Linked DNA regions of Homo sapiens: region 1 is linked to region 2. A link is an interaction called in ENCODE POLR2A ChIA-PET data of the cell type or tissue named here. Cell type or tissue: OCI-LY7. All regions are shown on one strand. Links, peaks and the distances in the headings refer to the core of each region. The heading gives the core; the rest is flanking DNA.

What was found. ChIA-PET counts read pairs that join two places held together with the same protein. Peaks named below come from ENCODE experiments on the same cell type or tissue, not always from the same donor. Only the 100,000 strongest peaks of a DNase experiment are listed, where the experiment ranks them.
Region 1: POLR2A ChIA-PET joins it to region 2 with 5 read pairs; 2 of 35 experiments call an interaction of 5 or more read pairs at or near these places.

What each region holds. Positions count from the first base shown.
Region 1 is chr13:48,534,512-48,544,177 of GRCh38, forward strand. All of the region lies in intron 1 of LOC124903174 (a long non-coding RNA gene), which reads left to right. It also overlaps a transcript of RCBTB2 not described here. Among named protein-coding and RNA genes, the nearest start is that of RCBTB2, 6.3 kb to the left of the region's middle. In OCI-LY7, for the core only: no CTCF peak of the experiment used is centred there; no DNase peak of the experiment used is centred there.
Region 2 is chr13:46,567,391-46,577,056 of GRCh38, forward strand. All of the region lies in intron 1 of LRCH1 (leucine rich repeats and calponin homology domain containing 1), which reads left to right. Among named protein-coding and RNA genes, the nearest start is that of LRCH1, 19 kb to the left of the region's middle. RefSeq lists a silencer at 4,266-4,315. In OCI-LY7, for the core only: no CTCF peak of the experiment used is centred there; a DNase peak (open chromatin) is centred at 5,571; H3K27ac peaks cover 852 bases.

The sequences.
Region 1 (9,666 bases), core at 1,726-6,725, 2.0 Mb after region 2:
TATGGACAGCTGAAGTTCATGCAGGCCTTACGGTGTGCTTCAGCTGAAGCCTGACAATTAGCTAACAATAAAAACATGTCTTAGTGTTTTGAAAACTGTGATATTATCTCAGAAGTTAAAACTTTAAAATATACCTATAAAAGAATGTGTTTCACTAAAGATTTTAATTTTATATGGGTCCAACAGTTTTTCCCAGGGCGGTCAAAATTAAAAGTAAGAAGTAAAAATGTCTCCATCACATATAAGTTTCCTTCAACACTTTTGGATAATTTGGTCTACTAAACTTCACTGTATTGCTGAATTCAGTAGACTAAAAATTTAGACTCTGAGAGAGTATAGGTTAGTATTTCAGGAGTTAAAGTTCCCATCACCACATCTCCCAAGTTTACCTACATCTGTACCTGTGCACTCTATTCCTTCCCATTACTGGGAATGAGCTGTGCATGCTCTTATTTAAGTTCAACTCTTCCACCTTTGTATTAGATCCTGTCTTCCTTACAGTCTCAAGGTTTTCACTCAGGTAGTTGTCACCTCTCAATCCTACATTATTAATTTTTGTATCATTAATTTTTGGATCATTCCCATAAGCATATTAACATTGCGCAACATTTGCCTATCTTTTAAAAAGTTCCTTGATTATATGTCCCCTATCAGCTACCAATGTGTTCTCTGGTCTCTTCCAAAATGTCTTAAAAGAGTCACTTATACTAACTGTATCCTCATCCCCTCCTCCTATTCATCCTCTTTTTTTTTTTTTTTTTTGAGATAGAATCTTGCTCTGTTGCCCAGGTTGGAGTGCAGTGGCGCAATCTCAGCTCACTGCAACCTCCACCTCCCGGGTTCAGGTGATTCTCATGCCTAAGCCTCCCAAGTAGTTGGAACGGCAGGTGTGTGCCACCATGCCCAGCTAATTTTTGAATTTTTAATAGAGATGGGGTTTCGCCATGTTGGCCAGAATGGTCTAGAGCTCCTGACCTCAGGTGATCTATCCACCTCAGCCTCCTAAAGTGCCGAGATTATAGATGTGAGCTATCATGCTTGGCCCTCCTATTCATTCTTGAATCTATTTCAGCCAGGCTTTTGCCCCTACCCCTCCATTGAAACTCCTCTTGGCAAAGTCACCAATGACCTCAGAATTGCTAAATCAGTGGTTACTTTTCCATTATCTCACCTGAACTATCAGCAGCATTAGAAGCATTTGCTTACAGCTGCCATCTTGAAGCATTCATCTTCTTCTGTTGGCCTTCAGGTGGCCCCTGTCTCTTGGTTCGTCCATCTCACTGGCAGCTCCATTGGCTCATCCACCACTTCTCCAGCCATTGGCATACCCAGAGTTTGGTTCTTGGACTTCTCTATCTTCTCGTTCCCTTAGTAATTTTATTTCAAGACATGGTTTTAGTCCTGCCACTTCTTATGTCCTAACAAGTTCATGACACTACTCTTGTGAAACTAGGAGCCCTTGTCCTTTTCCAGCCCACAATGGGGATCTAGCTGCAATAAAAGTCTTCCCTTTCTTCCCTTTTTAAACCCCCTAATTACTTCTGCTTTTGGGGTATCTTTAAGCCTCCTTTAGTTATCCAAAAGCAGAGGAATTCATCTTGCTTTTTTCTTTTCAGGTATCCAGGCACCAAGGCCCTAATCACAAGAAAAGGTGGATGGGGCCGTCTTTTGACTTTTTCTTGGAAATTCAGAAAGTCTAATTACGCTTCAGGGAAGAGGAAAATGTTCTTTTTTTCCTCTTTGCGTCTCCAGAACAAAAATTTAGCACCAGTAAATTTCTACATCAGTCTGCTTGTTACAGATTGAATGCATGAATGAATGACTGCAAGCAGCCTGCACTTTGGTGCCCTAAGTGCCATTGATTAGGTGAATGACCTTGGGTAGCACCTTAGTTTTCTAGAACTTAAATTCCTTCAGACTCCATTAAATTGGTGCACTGCCCAGCTCTGTGTTTTGTAGAGGTATCAGTCACACTGCACCTTTACTGATGCATGCTATTACCATGCTGTATAGAATTGTGCATGTCAGCATGGTATTATAATTGGTGTTAGAATATAAAAGTGATAAAGATGATAATAGGCACATATACACTTACTGTGGCAATAGTGAAAGAATGACAAAATACCAAGAGGTGATCAGAGAAGGCTTTCCAAAACAGATTACTTTAGCATTAAGTTTTCAGTGTGGGCTGGGTGCCATGGCTCATGCCTGTAATTCCAGCACTTTGGGAGGCGGAGATGGGCGGATCACTTGAGGTCAGGAGTTCTTGATCAGCGTGGCCAACATGGTGAAACCCCGTCTCTGCTAAAAATACAAAAATTAGCCAGGCATGGTGGTGGGTGCCTGTAATCCCAGCCACTTGGGAGGCTGAGTCAGTGTGAGTTAGCTAAGAGAACAAAGGTTAGGGATGGAAGTGTTAGGGAAGGGAAGTAGTCTAAGTAGAATAAGAAATATGATGTGTTTGAGAATTATAAATTGCTCAGTAAGGCTGAAACAAAGGCTATATGGAGGGAATAGGGCAATGGTAGGAAATTAAAGTAACCATTCATTCATGAATGGACACTAAGGATGATTCTTTATCTCAACAATTGTGAATAGTGCTGCAGTGAACATGGGAGCACAGATATCTCTTCAACATACTGATTCATTTTTGTTGGACATATACTCAGTAGTGAGATTGCTAAAAATAGTCCTATTTTTAATTTTTTGAGGACCTCTGTACTGGTTTTCGTAATGCCTGTACTAATTTACATTCCCATCAACAAAGGTTCCTTTTTCTCCACATCATTGCCAACACTTGTTATTTTTCATCTTTTTTATAATAGCCATCTTTACAGGTGTGGGGTGATATCTCATCGTGGTTTTAACTTGCATTTCCCTGATGATTAATGATGTTGAACTTTTTTTCATCTACTTGGCCATTTGTAGCTCTTCTTTGATAAATGTTTATTCAGGTCCTCTGCCCATTTTTAAATTGGGTTGTTTTATTGCTACTGAATTGTTTGAATTCCTTATATATTTTGGATATTAACGCCCTAACAGATGCATGGTTTGCATATATTTTCTCCAACTTGCTAGCTTTTCTCTTCACTCTGTTGATTGTTTTCTTTGCTGTACAGAAGATTTACAGTTTGATGTAATTCTGTTTGTCTATTTTTGCTTTAGTTGCCTGTGCTTTTGGGGTCATCTTCAAAAAAATCATTGCCCAGACCAATGTCATGGAGTTTTCCCCTACGTTATAGTAGTTTTATAGTTTCAGGTCTTAAGTTTTAAGTCTTTAATCCATTTTTAGTTGATTTTTGTATTTGGTGTGAGAAAAAGGTTTCATTTCATTCTTCTGCATATGGCTATCCAATTTTCTTACACCATTTTTTTGAAGAGACTGTTCTTTTCCCATTGTGTTCACAGCCTTGTCAAAAATCAATCAGCCTTAAAAAAAAAAAAGACAATTCTGTCATTTGTGACAACATGGATGAACATGGAGGTCATTAAGTAAAATATCACATGATCTCATTCATATGTGGAACCTTAAAAAGTTGAACTCCTAGAAGTTAAGAGCAGAATGGTGGTTACTAGGGGCTGGGGCTGGGAAGGATCAAGGAGATATTGGTCAAAGAATAAAAAAATTCAGTTAGGTAGGAAGAATAAGTTCAAGATACCTATAGTACAATAGGGTGATTGTAGTTAATAACAATGTTTTGTATATTTACAAATTGCCAAGAAAGCAGATGTTAAATGTGCTCAGCAGGCACACACAATGATAAGTATATGAGGTAATGCATATATTACTTAGCTTGATTCAGCCATTTCATAATGTATCCATATACGACAAGATCATGTTATACACCGTAAATATAAAGAATTTTGTTAATTAAAAAATAAATCTGTAAAAATTAATTGTTTAAAATAGCAATAATTTTTTTTTTTTTTTTTTTTGAGATAGAGTCTCCCTCTGTCACCCAGTCTGGAGTGCAGTTTCACGATCTCAGCTCACTGCAACCTCTGCCTTTCAGGTTCAAGTGCTTCTCCTGACTCAGCCTCCCAAGTAGCTGGGACTTCTGGCATGTGCCACCATACCCAGCTAATGTTTGTATTTTTAGTGGAGACCGAGTTTCACCATGTTGGGGCCTGGGGAGTCACGCCCTCCAAACCATAGTCTCATCAGACGGGTTTTACTTAGTGCTATATAACGTGGTCTACTTTCCAATCTGACTCTGGCATAATATCACATGATAGATAAGTAAGCAAATCAAAATATTTTAAGCCCAAATTTATTTTCTTTGCCATATCTTGAAATAGTCTTGCAAAGCTGACTTGTGGGGAAAATCTGTATTTTAAAGAGAATCTTCCTTCTCCCTCCTTTTTCCTGTTCCAGGAGAGAATCACCTCTGATAAGAAACTTTTATAATCTATTCTCTCTGATGCCTGCTACCTGGAGACTTCCTCTGCATAATGAGAACCTTGGTCTCCACAACCCCTTATCTTAACCCAGACATCCCCTTCTGTTGGTTCTATCTGCATAATGGAAACCCTGGTCTCCATAACCCCTTATCTTAACCCAGACATTCCTATCTATTGATTCTAGGTCTTTAGACAATAATTTAACTCTTTCGACCAATTGCCAATCAGAAAAACTTTGAATCTACCTATAACCTGGAAGCCGCTCCTTCCAGTTGTCCCATCTTTCTAGACTAAACCAATATACCCCTTATATGTATTGATTGATGTTTTATGTCTCCCTAAAATGTATAAAACCAAGCTTTATCCTGACCACCTTAGGCACATATTCTCACAATCTTCTAAGGGCTGTGTCATGGGCCATCTGTCACTCATATTTGGATCAGAATAAACCCCTTCAGATATTTTACAGAGTTTGACTCTTTTTGTCAACATTACAGTTACTGGCAACTTAAGTCATTTTTGCCCCATCCTACAGGTGAGATAGTGGAGACCTAGGTAACTTGCCTAAGGTCACATAAGTAGTAAGAGGTGGAACTAGGACTCAAATCCATCTTTGATTCCCATCTGGAGCTCTTTCCACTGGACCATGAGGCCTCTTTCCAAATGAGATGTAAAGGTAAATGGGCCAAATAATAGAAGGCCTTGGCAATGTAACAGCAAGATGTATCATAGGATCTAACAAAATATTTTAAGCAGGAGGACAACATGATGGCTCACCATCATGCCAGTGGGGAGAAGGGTGAGCCTGGAGCCAGGGAAACCACTTGAAGACACTATTGCATCAACCCTGGCAGGACACCAGCTGTCCTTGAATTCAGTGTTAACAGTGGCATGGGCTTAAAGAGAGAGGAGAACATGGATTTGAGAAAATTTTAGAAGTTGAAATTAGCAAGACTGGATATAAAGAGTAGAAAATGGCCAGGTGTGGTGGCTCACACTTGTAATCCCAGCACTTTGTGGGGCTGAGACAGGAGGATGGCTTGAGGCCAGGATTTCAAGACCAGGCTGGGCAACACAGTGAGATCCTGTCTCTACACACACACACACACACACACACACACACACACACACACACACACACACACAAGAACTTAGTGGGATGTGGTGGCTCATTTCTGCAGTCTCAGCTACTAGAGAGGCTGAGGTGGGAGGATCACTTGAGCCCCAGGAGTTCAAGGCCACAAAGCCTTAATTGTGCCACTGTATTCCAGCCAGGGTGATAGAGTTTTCCAGACCCCACAACTCAAAAAAAAAAAAAAAAAAAAAGAGTAGATGTGCAACACTTGCAGGGAATAAAAAAAAATAAAATAATGTGAACTTAGTAAGTCACTTAATATTCTAGGGGCCTCAAAAATCTTTACCTTTAAAAATGGAGGATTAGACTTAGTGTTTCCTTAATATTTTAAGATTTTTGCAAAGCCAACCGATAACAAAATGTGATAAAGATGGCACGTTGTTTGCATATTAAGTAGGAAAAATATACTAAATAAAATGTAACAAATAGAAACTAGCAATACTTTTAAAAATATATTGTACAATTACCAAGATTGGGTTCCTTTCAGTGATGTAAATATGATTCAGTGTTAAGAAATTGATTAATATATTCTTCCATAATAATAGGTCAAAGGAATAGAAATGTTTTAATTCATGATGAGAAAAATGTTTGATAAAATTTAATAGTCTGTAATCATTTTTGATCAAAGAAATCTTTAGTAAGTGGCTACATACGATGAAAGCTAGGTTCATGCTTAATAGTTGTAAATCAAAAATAAAATTCTAAGCCCCTCAACCATCTGAACGGACCCCTCCTCTTGGCCACGTGCACTCCAAGTTAACCTGAAAACCTAGTTCAGGCCATGATGGGAAGGAGGGGTCAGACGTGCCTCATTATACCCTCCTCCCTTTTGGAATTCAGGAAAAGCCAGCCAGCATTAACATTAACTCAGACCTTCAATCTGATAAGAAACATTTATAATTGTTAAATCAAGTTTAGCTTAAAGCTGCCTCCTTACATATTTTAAGTTTGGCCTAAAGGTTTTTCTGTACATCATAAATTATAACAAGTAGAGGTGTACATGGAACACTATGCAGCCATAAAAAAGGATGAGTTCATGTCCTTTACAGGGACATGGATGAAACTGGAAACCATCATTCTCAGCAAAGTAACACAAGAAAAGAAAACCAAACACCTCATGTTCTCACTCATAAGTGGAAGCTGAACAACGAGAACACATGGACACAGGGAGGGGAACATCACACACTGGGGCCTGTTTGGGGGTGGGGGTCTGGGAGAGGGATAGCATTAGGAGAACTACCTAATGTAAATGACGAGTTTATGGGTGCAGAAAACCAATGTGGCACATGTATACCTATGTAACAAACCTGCATGTTGTGCACATGTACCCCAAAACTTAAAGTATAATAATAAAAAATAAATTAAAAAAAGAAAAAAAAACAAGTAGAGGTGTAAACAAACTGTAGCCTACAATTGTGCCAATCACTGAGTTTTCCAAAATCTGATTTCCTTGAATGTACCCTTCATATTTCCCTCAAATTGGTGTGATTGGATCTAGAGTCTCGGTTAGATTGAGGTTCTATATTTTTGGCAAGATGACTTCCTAGATGGTATTGTGTCCTTCCACCAGGAGGCATTTAATGTTGGGTTGTTTCTTTCTGTGATATTGGTAGTTGTTAGTGCTCAATACCTAGATCCATTAACTCAACAGATACTGGAAATGGTGATATCCTAACCCTATCATTTCATCTTCATTTATTAGCTGACATGCTTTTATAAAGGGAAACTTTCTTCCTCAATGATTTGATTTCCCAATGACATAGGAAAAGCATGATAAGCATTTGATTCTGTCTCTTAATTTGCCAGTTTTTATAATAATTTTATAATAATGGGTTGGTCATTAGCAGTCTGCAATGGCCACTAATTGAGTTTCTTTGTTGGTATTGTCGTGAATTCATGAATTTAAGCTTATTTTATTGCCCACAGGACTCTGGTTTTTGTGATGATCACAGAGGAGCAAGCCTGGCTTGTCCGAGACAGTCATATCAATTCATTCTCACTTGATAGTGTCTGGGGTGGCCATGTGACTGGTCCTAGCCATAGACATTTTGATGGGGATGGGAACAGAGAAATTCTAGGCGAAGAAGGGCAGGTCCCTGGTGAAGCCCCATCTCAAGCTGAAAAGCCTGAGACTGCGGCCCAAAGTTAGAACTTACACCGCTGTTTCCCTGCTCGAATCTTGCCTTTTCCAAAGCACCCATGGCCCCACCCTGCCCCCCATCCTGTGCCTATAAAAACATCAGCCTCAGCTGGCAGAGAGAGGAGAAGCAGCTGAATGTCAGGGACTATAGCTGGACATCAGAGAGAAGCAGCCTGACTTCAGAAGGACAGCTTGGTGGCGTAACTTTGGAGAAGAATCTGGCTGGAGACTGCCAGACTTCAGGGGAAGATTACCTTCCCATCTTGTCCCCTTTTCAGCTGCCTCTCTTGGTGATTATCACTTTCATTGGCAATAAAATCCATGCATTTACCATCCTTCAATTCATTCATGAGACCTCATTTCTCCTGGATGCTGGGCAAGAGCTCGGGAGCCATGAGTGAGGATACAAAAAAGCTGTCACACTTGCCCTTTGCCCTCTCTGGCAGAAGGCAGCCGCCTCATATGAAAAGGCAGAGGGCCTGCTGAGCTGTTAGCACTCAAGTTGTCTGTGTACAGCAGGCAAAGCTAAAAGGGCACTGTAGCACTCCCTCTGGGGTTTCAGGGGTTGCAGGCACACCCCCCTGCAAATGCTGCCGCAGGGCCTGCACAGAGTTCACTCCTGCCAGTACCCAAAAGCACTCGCCCTGGCTCCTGCACCTGCTCACCTATGTGCTCCCTCCCGTGAGGAGTGGAGCACAGCAGATCCAAGTGAGTGGAGTTCACTCCTGCTGGCACTGAAGCAGCTGGCTAGTTCCAGCACCCGTGCACTCCAGTTCCTGCCTCATTTGCTCACGGGCTCCCTCCCTCAAGGAATTGAGAGCTGCGGGCTCAGTAAACAAGACAGCTCCTTTGTGAGTCCCACGAAGGGGTCAGGGAAATATCGTGCTTCAATTTCATACAAGGAAGTCCACTAGGAGGCTTCTGAAAAAACACGCCCACCCACCCACTCGGCTGCCCCCTCCTTCCCTTCCTGCTTTTTTTAGGTTGTCACATGAGGACTTGTTTGGAGAGGTGCTGCTGAAGCTTGGAACATCTCAATGGATACATGTGACACAAATGCACAATTGTGAACACTAATACTGCAGATCCAGACTTTTTGACAGGGAAAGCTGTCCAGGATGTGTTGCTGATATAAATACAAGTCATAAAAACTATATATGTAAAATTGAACACAAGTGTGTCTATTTACACTGAGACCTGCTTGGAAATACTTAAATATTGAGTGGTCATTTCTGAGAGTTGACATATTGACTAATTTATTTCTCTCTTGTATTTTTATATTGCTTAAGGTTTAAATTTTTATGTGAATAATAATCTTTTTTAAAAGTATGATTCCTATTTATCTCATGTTACTTATAATGGGGTTTTTTTTCTAAATATATAAGATCTCATAACTGGCATTACATGATTTTCTCCATGGCATGATCATCAACAGGAAATGTTTTAATTCTAGAATAACATTTACTGATAAACATTTTTGGAAATATTTAAGCATTTCCTGATCTGAAAATTTTTGTGATTTTTTTCTTTGTATAGTTTATTGTTATACTTAATAATGCTTTCCAGCCCAGTGGAGCACAGTCATCTTGTCAGAGAAAAAACACTTTCAGAAAAACATGAGTTTTATAGACATTTTCTACTCACTAGAAAAATGAAATTAGTACATTTTTCACTTAGTGGTAAAAATGATAAGCAGTCTCCCTTTAGCCTACCTTTAAGAAATTTCAATTTCTTGGGTCCATTTAATTCTCCTAAGACACTGCATATTCTTAAAACAGAAAGGATATTTTTAAAAAATTTCTAGGCTTCCGGAGAAAAATTGAAAAAGGGTCTTCTTTCTTTTGTTAATGACCTTTTAAATGGCTGGTCCTGCACAGGGAGTTAAGGCCAGGCTATCACAGTAGACAAAGGAAATAGGCTCAGTGCTGCATGCTCCACATTATGAAAGTTGTGACAAATTCAACGTAAGCTATAAGCTTACTCTCTGGAT
Region 2 (9,666 bases), core at 3,052-8,051:
CAACTTAAAGGAATCTGTGCAATTGACGGCAAATAGATCTCTCTTTGTGCAGTTCCCTTGGAGGTGAAAATGATAATCTCTGCATGCAATTTAAGGCAATTTTGTGTGTGTGTGTGTGTGTGTGTGTGTGTGTGTGTTTTCCTGGTGTTTTAGAAAGCCTGGATAAATCCAAGTTAATTTTAGTTGTAGCAGTCATTCCATCGGTTATAGGCTTGTAATCAACTCTTAGCTGTGGTTTGTTCAGATATTTACAATGAATGCTTTCTTGTATCTATACAGTACTGTAAAAGGTACTGTGCTATAACTTTATAAGTACAAATGTGCCTAAATCTGATATATTTTATAAAATTCAGTTGGCAGCTGTGAAGGCTTGCTTTTGTCTCTTCCTCCCCTGCACAGGCTAAGTCCTTGGAATCAGTATGTTAATGAAGACTTGGTATCTCAATATGAAATTTGCACCATGGGAGTTCTGAGATAATGCGTCCTGATAGAGCCCCTAATGCCTGCCTCTTAGGAGGGCGAGTGACAAAGACAGTATAACTCAGCTAAGTCCTTTCATAATCAGGCAGCCTTGGTCTTTCTCAAGTGGTTCCATAGTTTCTGTGTGTGTGCTTTCTTGTGTTTCTGTGTCTCAGACCTCTTCTCTCCTTGGGCAGTCTGTCTGTAATCTTTTAATACTGCATGGTAGATTGGATTGGATGAGCCCCATCACCTTTGGATAAGAAAAGGCTTTTGGACACAAGTCCATGCAACACTCTTTTCTTTAGAGAACACAATAGATCACTGGGAACATCATAAGAGGTGCTCTCAGAGGGTGCTTATAAGTGGCACCATCCTAAATCCAGGTTTACCGGGGACAGTCTGGGTTTATAACTCATCCTGGCCTAATGAATAATAGCACCCTCTTTTAGCACAGCATGATTTAGATAAGTTATATGGTCACCCCATGCACATGGGATGTGGTAGATAACACCTTTTAAGAATAAAGTGAAATGGATTCAAGTGAAGTGACTTACCTACCCATGTCTAGTTGTGTCAGATTGAATCCAGAATTGGTCCAGGTTATCCTGGTCATTTCACCAGCTACCCATATTGCTGTCCTTTGAAGGAATTACAATGCTTGGCTGGTTCTCTTTTTTAACTTTCATGCCAAGAAACCCTCTTAGTAAAGTCTTAGACATTTGTTGTTTATTTTAGTTGGTAAAATACAGCATTAATTTAAAAATTACAAAATATTGCATACATAGGAAGGAGTCCGTACCCTATGTAGACATGATTTAAGTAATGATGATAAAACAGACATAGTGACAGAAGCATATAGAAAGGTGATCACCTGGGAAGGGGTGCAGAGAGGATGGAAACATTCTATGTCTTAGAATGGTGAGTACATAGGTAGGTGTATGTATTTGTCAGAACTCAGTGAACTCTGCACTTAAAATGGGTGCATTTTACTGTATGTAAATCATACCTTGATACAGTAGACTAAAAATTTACCTATTTACCACTATCCAACTTAAAAAGGAGAACATTTCCAATACCTTTTTAGCTTTCTGCCTGGTGCCGATTCCTGACTGACAAGCTGTTTTAAAACACAGAATAACTGAGGCTTTATTGCTAAATCAATGCCTCCTATTAGAAGACTGATATTTCTGTTTTAGTGGACGTTCTTTAATCTTTATTTTCCTTATTTCGAAACGTCTTGTTAACCCTCTTTACGTAGTCTTACTCATAAAATATTCTAATTCTGTATTTAACAAGCGGCATTTTATTTTAGTGATAGAAAAAACTGTGGCTGAACCAAGTTTTCTGGGATCACTGGAATGATGTTAGCTAATGGAGTCCAATGTTGAAAGCATTTGTTGCGCACCTACTGGATGTCAGACACTTTGCAGACACGATCTTATTTCTCCTCTGAGCCTAATAATAGGTATCATTTCCCTTAAATTTCCTCATGTGTAGAATTGAGGCCTATAGATGTTAAGAACTTGCCCAAGATCCCCATGCAAAAGTAATTAGGAGAATTAGGAGTCAGGGTTTGAGCCCCAGGGATCTAAGTACATTGTTAATGTAGAGAACTGCCCTTTGCTGGGAGAAGTTAAGCACTTGGCTGGCTCCCCTGGTTGTATCGTGTAGCACCAGGACCATGTGGCGTATCACTTCCAAATTTCCTAAATCACTGTGATCCTGCATACTCCTTGCCCAGACCCCTCCTGTGGCTCTCTCCTGCTTGCCCACCGAGGCTCAGCTGCCTAGCAGCAGATCCACAGGGCCTCTGGTATCTGGCGCCAACCCGCTTATCCTGCTGGGTTTTCCTCTAGCTCCCCTCAAGGGCCTGTGTGGCTCCAGCTGCCTTTTCCATTAGTGTTCCCATATGTTCCAGGTTAAGGCCTCCGCTTTGCCTTCGATTGTACCTTTTCTGTCTTCATTGCACTTGCCAAATAAAATAAACAAAACAAAACAATGACAGACCCCAGCTCTCCAGTCCCTGTCAAGCAGTCATCTCAAAATTTTAATTCCTGCCTCTTCTAGGATGCCCCAAATGCCAGCCTCCCTCTCTGCAACTCTACTCATCTTTTCATCTAAAACAGAGTTTATAATGATTGAGTTGGTCCTTAATTGTTCTTTAATTCCATGTCTTTTTTCTCTAATAAGAATAAGAATGATAATAGCTTCATTTATTGAGTCAGATATTGTGTTCTCCACTTTATGTGGCTTCCCTCAGCTAACTCCCAGAGCAATCTTGGGAGGTAAGTACACATTTTCTTCCCATCTGACAGACTGGAAAATTGAGGCTCAGAGAGAAATGCCTGAGATCACATGGCTACTAAGTGGCAAGACTGGGATTCGGTTTGACTTGAGTTTGACTACTCTTTGCTGACTTCTTGCAAATGCCTTGAGGAGAGTAGAAAAGAAAGGAAACTGACATTGACTGTGCCTTTGCTATGGCTTGGCATCGAGATGGTTTAGCTTATTATCTCACAGGGTCCTTATCCTGTGCTAAGAATCAGATCTCCAAAAAAATTGAGAATTAGATCTCTAAAAAACGGAGGCTCTGTTTACATAATTCATTCAAGGTCACAGCGCTGATTAGTGGAGAGATAAAAATTAAACCAGGTCTTTCTGCCCCTAGAGATGCTCCACTGCGTGCATGAGGACACTTTATTTCTTTTTCTTACTCTCTGCATGGCCTAGCATAGAGCTGGATATTAGGGAAACTTTTCAATTAGTTATAGGTTGCTTAAAAAACAACAAAAACAAAAGTTCCTTTTATTCTGTTAGAAGCATGAGCATATCACACATATTCCGGTAGGGAAGAGTAGTACCATAAAGAATGTTGGATTTTTAGAAGAGACAACGTAAAAGCAAAGGTGAGGTGAGATAGACACTTGAACAGAATGGCAGTCACAGAATTTCTTATCTTTTGAGAGATTTACTTGAGGGATTCTACCTTTACTATAGTAGAGGAGTGTCTAAAATTAAAAGACAGGAGAAGATGACTTAGTATTCCCATTCAGATTTTTAAATTGCTGTGTGGTTAGCTGTCTCCAGTCAGGCAGCTTCACTGCTCCTTTCTTTAACTGCCTTTCTCAGGCATAGAAGTAAAAAGAAGTAAAAGGTAACGGCCAGTTGCCCTCGGCCTCTCCATTGGTGGATTTGCAGAGTGCTGAAATTCACCCTAGAGTTTACCCTTCAAAGTAACTAGGCATTAAAAAACTCATACCTACAAAAAAGGAACTCCTTTGTGTTCCAACAATTGTTACAATATGTTAGACTTTTGGTGATCAAAACACACCTCCATTAACTGCTCCAGCATCTTGTGCATCTCAGCTGTTTGTGCGAGTCATCCAGCATGAGGGAGGATGGGTCTGCATCAGGTGCAGTTCCTGGGCCTTGGAATATGTCCTCCACTTTTGTTTGATCAGCGGCGTGTTTCCATTGAGTGTGCTGTGTGCCAAGAGAACAGTTGTCAGTGGTATTCGCAGTGATGCACATTAGCATGAGTGCCAGAGATTCAAGTGGCGACGAGTACCAACTCTGCCTTCCACCCATTGCTTTTTGTGCTCTCAGAAACTGGAGAAACGCTAGCTTTGCACACTGGGTTTTCTCGAAGCGGGCTAGGCGTATCATTTCCAAGGGCTGTGGAGCTTCCTGGAACTGTGCATGCTGTGAACACTCTCCCAGAATGATGAAATGCCAAAGTGCTCAAGTCACCATGCCTTTGTTCACTGGCTCCCATGCCTTTCTTGCTGTGACCATCCATGAGGCTTAGAACCATCACAGCTGTTTAGGAAATGGTCTTGGAGTCCAACAGACCAAGGTCAAATTCTGGCTCTGTCACTTAGCAGTTGGGTGACTGTAGGCAATTCATGTACCTCTCTGAACTTCTCATTTCTCATCTGTAAAGTAAGTGAGAGTAATAACACTTATGGGGTTGCTGTGATGACTAAAATAACAAATTCTAAGTATGTGGCACTTGGGGTATGTGTGTGTGAGAGAGAGAGAGAAAGAGCGGGAGGGAGGGAGGGAGAGAGAGAGAGAGACAGGCAGGCAGTGGCTGTTTTTTTGAACGGCGATGCCCACAGAGGGGGAGTTATTTTTGGAGAGGAGGGGGTCTTCTCACTGCTCCCAATTCTCATCCATGCTGGGGACGTGCATCTGTCTCTGCCACTACTCTGGGAACATATCTCTTGTCGGATACAGCTGTCTTTCTGTTGTTCCCTTGGTCTGCCAGCACAGGGCTGAGGCCATTCCCTGCACTCCTCTTCCTACTTGTACCCCCACTGCAGGCCATGCCTGGGGACTCCCTGACCCTGCTGTCCTTCTCAGCTTGGAGCTTGCTGCTCTTTATGGGGAGGACTTTGGTTCTCTTTGCCAGGCTGCCTGAGAAACAGGCCCAGGTGGTGTGAAGTAATAATCCCCAGACCAAATATGTTTATCGTCTTATTTGAGCCATCCTGAGACTTACTGCAACACTACTTTAAGCTTAGTGAGTTTAATTTGGATCACAGCCTATTATACATATGGCATGGTGTCAGCTTTTAGTAAAAGATAAAATAGGTGCGTGAAATGAAAGAGACATAGATGCCAGTTGGAGAACAGAGTGATCTAAAAGCAAATTCTGCATAGCAATATGAATACTTCAGAGTGGACAGGGGTATAGTTTGAAAGAAGCTACCTATAACGACTGTTTTCATTATATTGACTAAAGAAAAAAAAAGCTCGACAAAATCTCCCTAACTCGTGGAGTCATATGGAAGATAGAATAAGAAGACAGTGCACAATTGTGGGCAAAAGAAGGTAATGAAACATTGCAAAGACTTTAAAAAGCTTTTTTTAAGTTCTATATTCACAGCCACATTTCGTAAACTTAAGAGGTGCTGCATTTTTTTTCATTCATTCATCCATCCAGCAAATATTTATTATCTAGTGTGAGTAAACTTGCCCATGAGCCCATCCCTTTCCACTGCCTGTTACTGTATGTGACAAGGATAGTAGCGTGCTCAGTAGCTTGCAACCACGTTGCCTGGGTGAGCGACTCCTCCATCTACTGGCCCAGTGACCTTGGGCAAGTTCCATAACCTCTCTATGCTCTAGTTTCCTCATCTGTAAAAGAGAAATGATAATAGCACCTGTCACAGAGGGCTTTGGGGAATTGAAAATGCAAGGAGTGCAGAGCAATGCCTGGCATCTGAGAGACATTCAATACATGTTAACTCTTATCATTTGTTTTCTGACTTATTCATTTGCTTCTTTATTGTCACTCTCTCTTTCCATCATTAAACGCTGAGAGAAACCTTGTTTTCTCTTTTCTCATGTAACTACTATCCTTGGTTCCTAGGACAGTGTCTGCCCATGGTAGCAGCTTAGTAAATATTTGAGCCGAGTAAGTGAATAAATGGCTGGATGAATGAATGGAATGCATGAAGGCTGGACTCTGTGCTGGGTGCTTCCTAGACAGGAGTGAACAAAACTTGGTGCCTGCTGGGTATATGCCCAAAGGAAAGAAAATCAGTACAGCAAAGAGATATCTGCACCCCCATGTTTGTTGCAGCACTGTTGACAATAGCCAAGATTTGAAAGCATCCTAAGTGTCCATCAACAGATGAATGGATAAAGAAAATGTGGTACATATGCACAATGGAGTACTATTCAGCCATAAAAAGAATGAGATCCTGTCATTTGCAACCACATGGATAGAACTGGACATCATTATATTAAGTGAAATAAGCCGGGCACAGAAAGACAAACTTCGCATGTTCTCACTTATTTGTAGGAGCTAAAAATTAAAACAGTTGAACTCATGGACATAGACATAGAGAGTAGAATGATGGTTACCAGAGGATGGGAAGTGGAGGGATGGGAAGGAGGTGGGGATGGTTAATAGGTATGAAAAATAGAATGAATGAAGGAACAAGATCTAGTATATGATAGCACAACAGGGTGACTATAGTCAAATATATATATATATATATATATTTTTTTTTTTTTTGAGATGGAGTCTTACTCTATTCCCCAGACTGGAGCGCAGTGGCATGATCTCAGCTCACTGCAACCTCCACCTGCCTCGTTCAAGCCTCCCAAGTAGCTGGGATTACAGGCACACACCACCATGCCCGGCTAATTTTTGTATTTTTAGTAGAGACGGGGTTTCGCCATGTTGGCCAGGCTGGTCTCGAACTCCTGACCTCACCTCAGGTGATCCGCCTGCCTCGGCCTCCCAAAGTGCTGGAATTACAGGCCACTGTGCCTGACCATATAGTCAATAATAATTTAATTGTAATTTAAATATAATTTTACAGTAACCTAAAGAGTATAATTATCCTTTGTAACACAAAGGATAAATGCTTGAAATGATGGATACCCATTTATCCTGATGTGATTATTGCATGCCTGTATGAAAGTATCTCATGTACCCCATAAATATATATACCTACTATGTACCCCCAGAAATTAAAAATTAAAAAAAATTAACATTAAAAAATACAAAACAAGTGGTGTTGCCTGCATTTTAGAGCTTCCAGCTAGTCAAGTGAAGGAGAAGTCTAGAGATCTATAATAACCAAAGGTGCTAAGTGTCAATGCAAGGGAAGAACGGGGACACCATGCTGTATGGCATCAAGGAAGAAGTGGCATTTTCCGACTATGTTGAGTGGTGGACTGATAAACAAGAGCACTTTTTTTCTTTATCCATTAGAAGACTTAAAATAATTATTTGTAGATCCCACTTCCCCACTTTTTAAAGCATTTCCTTCTCAATTATTCCCTCTCTTCAAACATACAAACTTATACGCATATTCTAAAACTTGTAAAAGGAAGTTAAACACATTTTAATCATTTAAAAGGTTTTTTAAAAAGTCAACCCATGTAACTTAAAAATGATTATGAAGCACTTGTTTACTTTCGGTTGTCTGGCATTTATTTGTGTGTGGGGTTTTTTTTTTTTTTTTTTTTTTTTGGTGTATGGGCTATTTATTGCTTTTTCTTAATTTTTTCCTTGTGTGTTTGGAAAGCAAAATCCAAACAAAGTCCTTTTTGGCAGTGGTAATAATAAATATTCTGTTTAGCCTTTGGATGAGGTTTACATGATGTATCTATAAGCACATTCTGGAATATTGGAATAACAGTTTCCAATCCTTTTGATCAATGGATAGTGGGATAAATGAAAAGTTCCAACCAAAATATACCTACTGGACAAGAACCATCATCTTTTAATAGGCAGAAATCCTCTTTAGGGTCCAGCCTTCCTTTCATTCCTGTTCTACATTGTCAATGACTCTGACCACAGGAACAGAGAACTGCTGGATAGGGTGCAGTGCTGCTGGTCCCCTCTATCATCACCAGCACAAATAATTGTATTAATTTTTTTTTTAGGAGTGGAGTTTAAGCTCAGCTGTGCACCCCAGACATTGATGAAGATAGTCTATCGTATGACTTAGAGTCACAGAACCACAAGATGCGTGTGTGATTATCTAAATAAAGAGCTCTTACTGCAACCTTGTGACTCTGGTGATAGAACTGGGCGTGGGAGGGCTTTCTCATTCATGTGCTGTGCACACAAATGATTCTCTAAGTTGAAGGACACATTGCTCTGCAGCATAACTGAAAAATCTGTGCATGAATGTGTGTGTGTGTGTGTGTGTGTGTGTGTGTGTGTTGTGGGGGGGATGTGGTCTCATTCCTACTTGCAAAAATCCTCCAGAAGGGGTTTTCAAAGCATTGCACAGCTGTTGCTTGTCAGCTTCTTGTGTTGACTAGATGTCAGCAACACTTCCTCAACTTTGGACAATGACTTGAAAGCAAGATCAGTGTGTGCTCATGGGATGGATTTAAATGGAATTGAATGATACAGAAACCATTGCCTAATTTATATTTAGGTAAGTCATGTTTTCTTTCTCTCTCTCTTTAAATTTTTCCTGAAATGCATGTATGAAGCTCTTTTTGGCTAAAATGAGAGAATGAAGCAGGCTCCTGAGTCCTTGAGTGAAGAGGATCCATTGAGAAGTCCAGAGGGAGAGAGAATGAGCTTGATTAACGGCAGCACAGGATTGGCAGGAGTGATATAAAATAGTACATCATCTCAGAGTGACCTAATACTCGACTTTGGAATGCATTTTTATTTTTGGCAGTGGATTTACCTCCCTGTGTCCTGCCTGGACAAACGTTGGAATTAGTCAGCATTCCTTAAGCACATGCTGATTATGGCCAAAGAAAGTGGCAGGCTTGAGGCTTGCTGGCGACCAGGAGAAAGCCAGCTGGATTAGACATTTGCCGTGAGCCTTTTGTTCATGTAACTTATGGGGCAGTCTCCTAAGCCAGAGAAACAAGAAACTCAAAGGCAGTTTTAGCAAGGTTCTCATGCATGGCAGCATATTTTAATACTAATGCTCCCTTTAGGCAGGCCCTAAATAAGAATGTCTTGTTCTAATTTTTTTCCGTAGACTTAAGATTGTTGGGAAAAAACTTGTTAGAATTCCCAAGTGAAACCATTTAAATGCCTTGGCTTCTGATAACTGGGAGTCCTGAGTGAAGTTGTCAGTTGCTGCTGAACTCAGCAGAAATAATTGCGCTCCCTATGCCAATGATCTGTGCATATTTTGAGACCATTCTGAGACCAAGGAGGCTATCACAACATGTTCACATTGCTATCGTTGATTAGAGCCCTGAGCTTTACATGTTGTCTCCTGTGGTGTCCTTCGGAATATTGGAGAGCCATGCCTCTTTCCTTTCAATGTTCTCAACCTGGCCCAGCCAGGATTAGAGGCTCCCTTCTGAGGTTCAGTAGAATTTTATATTTACCCTTTATCATTATTCACCTTACTGTATTGCACTTCTCTGTCTACAGTCTCCAGCATTCCATTACAGTGCTAGGACTATGTTGGCATTTGTATTCGTTTTTCATTACTTCATAAGAAATTGCCCCAAATTTGGTGGCTTAAAATGATGCACATTTATGATGGCACAGTTTCTATGGATCAGGAGTCCAGACACAGTTTGGCTGGATTCTCTGCCCTAGGTCTCACAAGGCTGTACTCAAGGAACTGGCTGGGGCTTCTCTCATCTGAAGCTTGGAGTCCTTTTCCAAGCTTTCGAGGTTGTTGGCAGGATTCGGTCCCTTGTGATTGTGGAACTCATGGTGGCCTTTTTTCTTTCAGGCCAGCAGGAAAA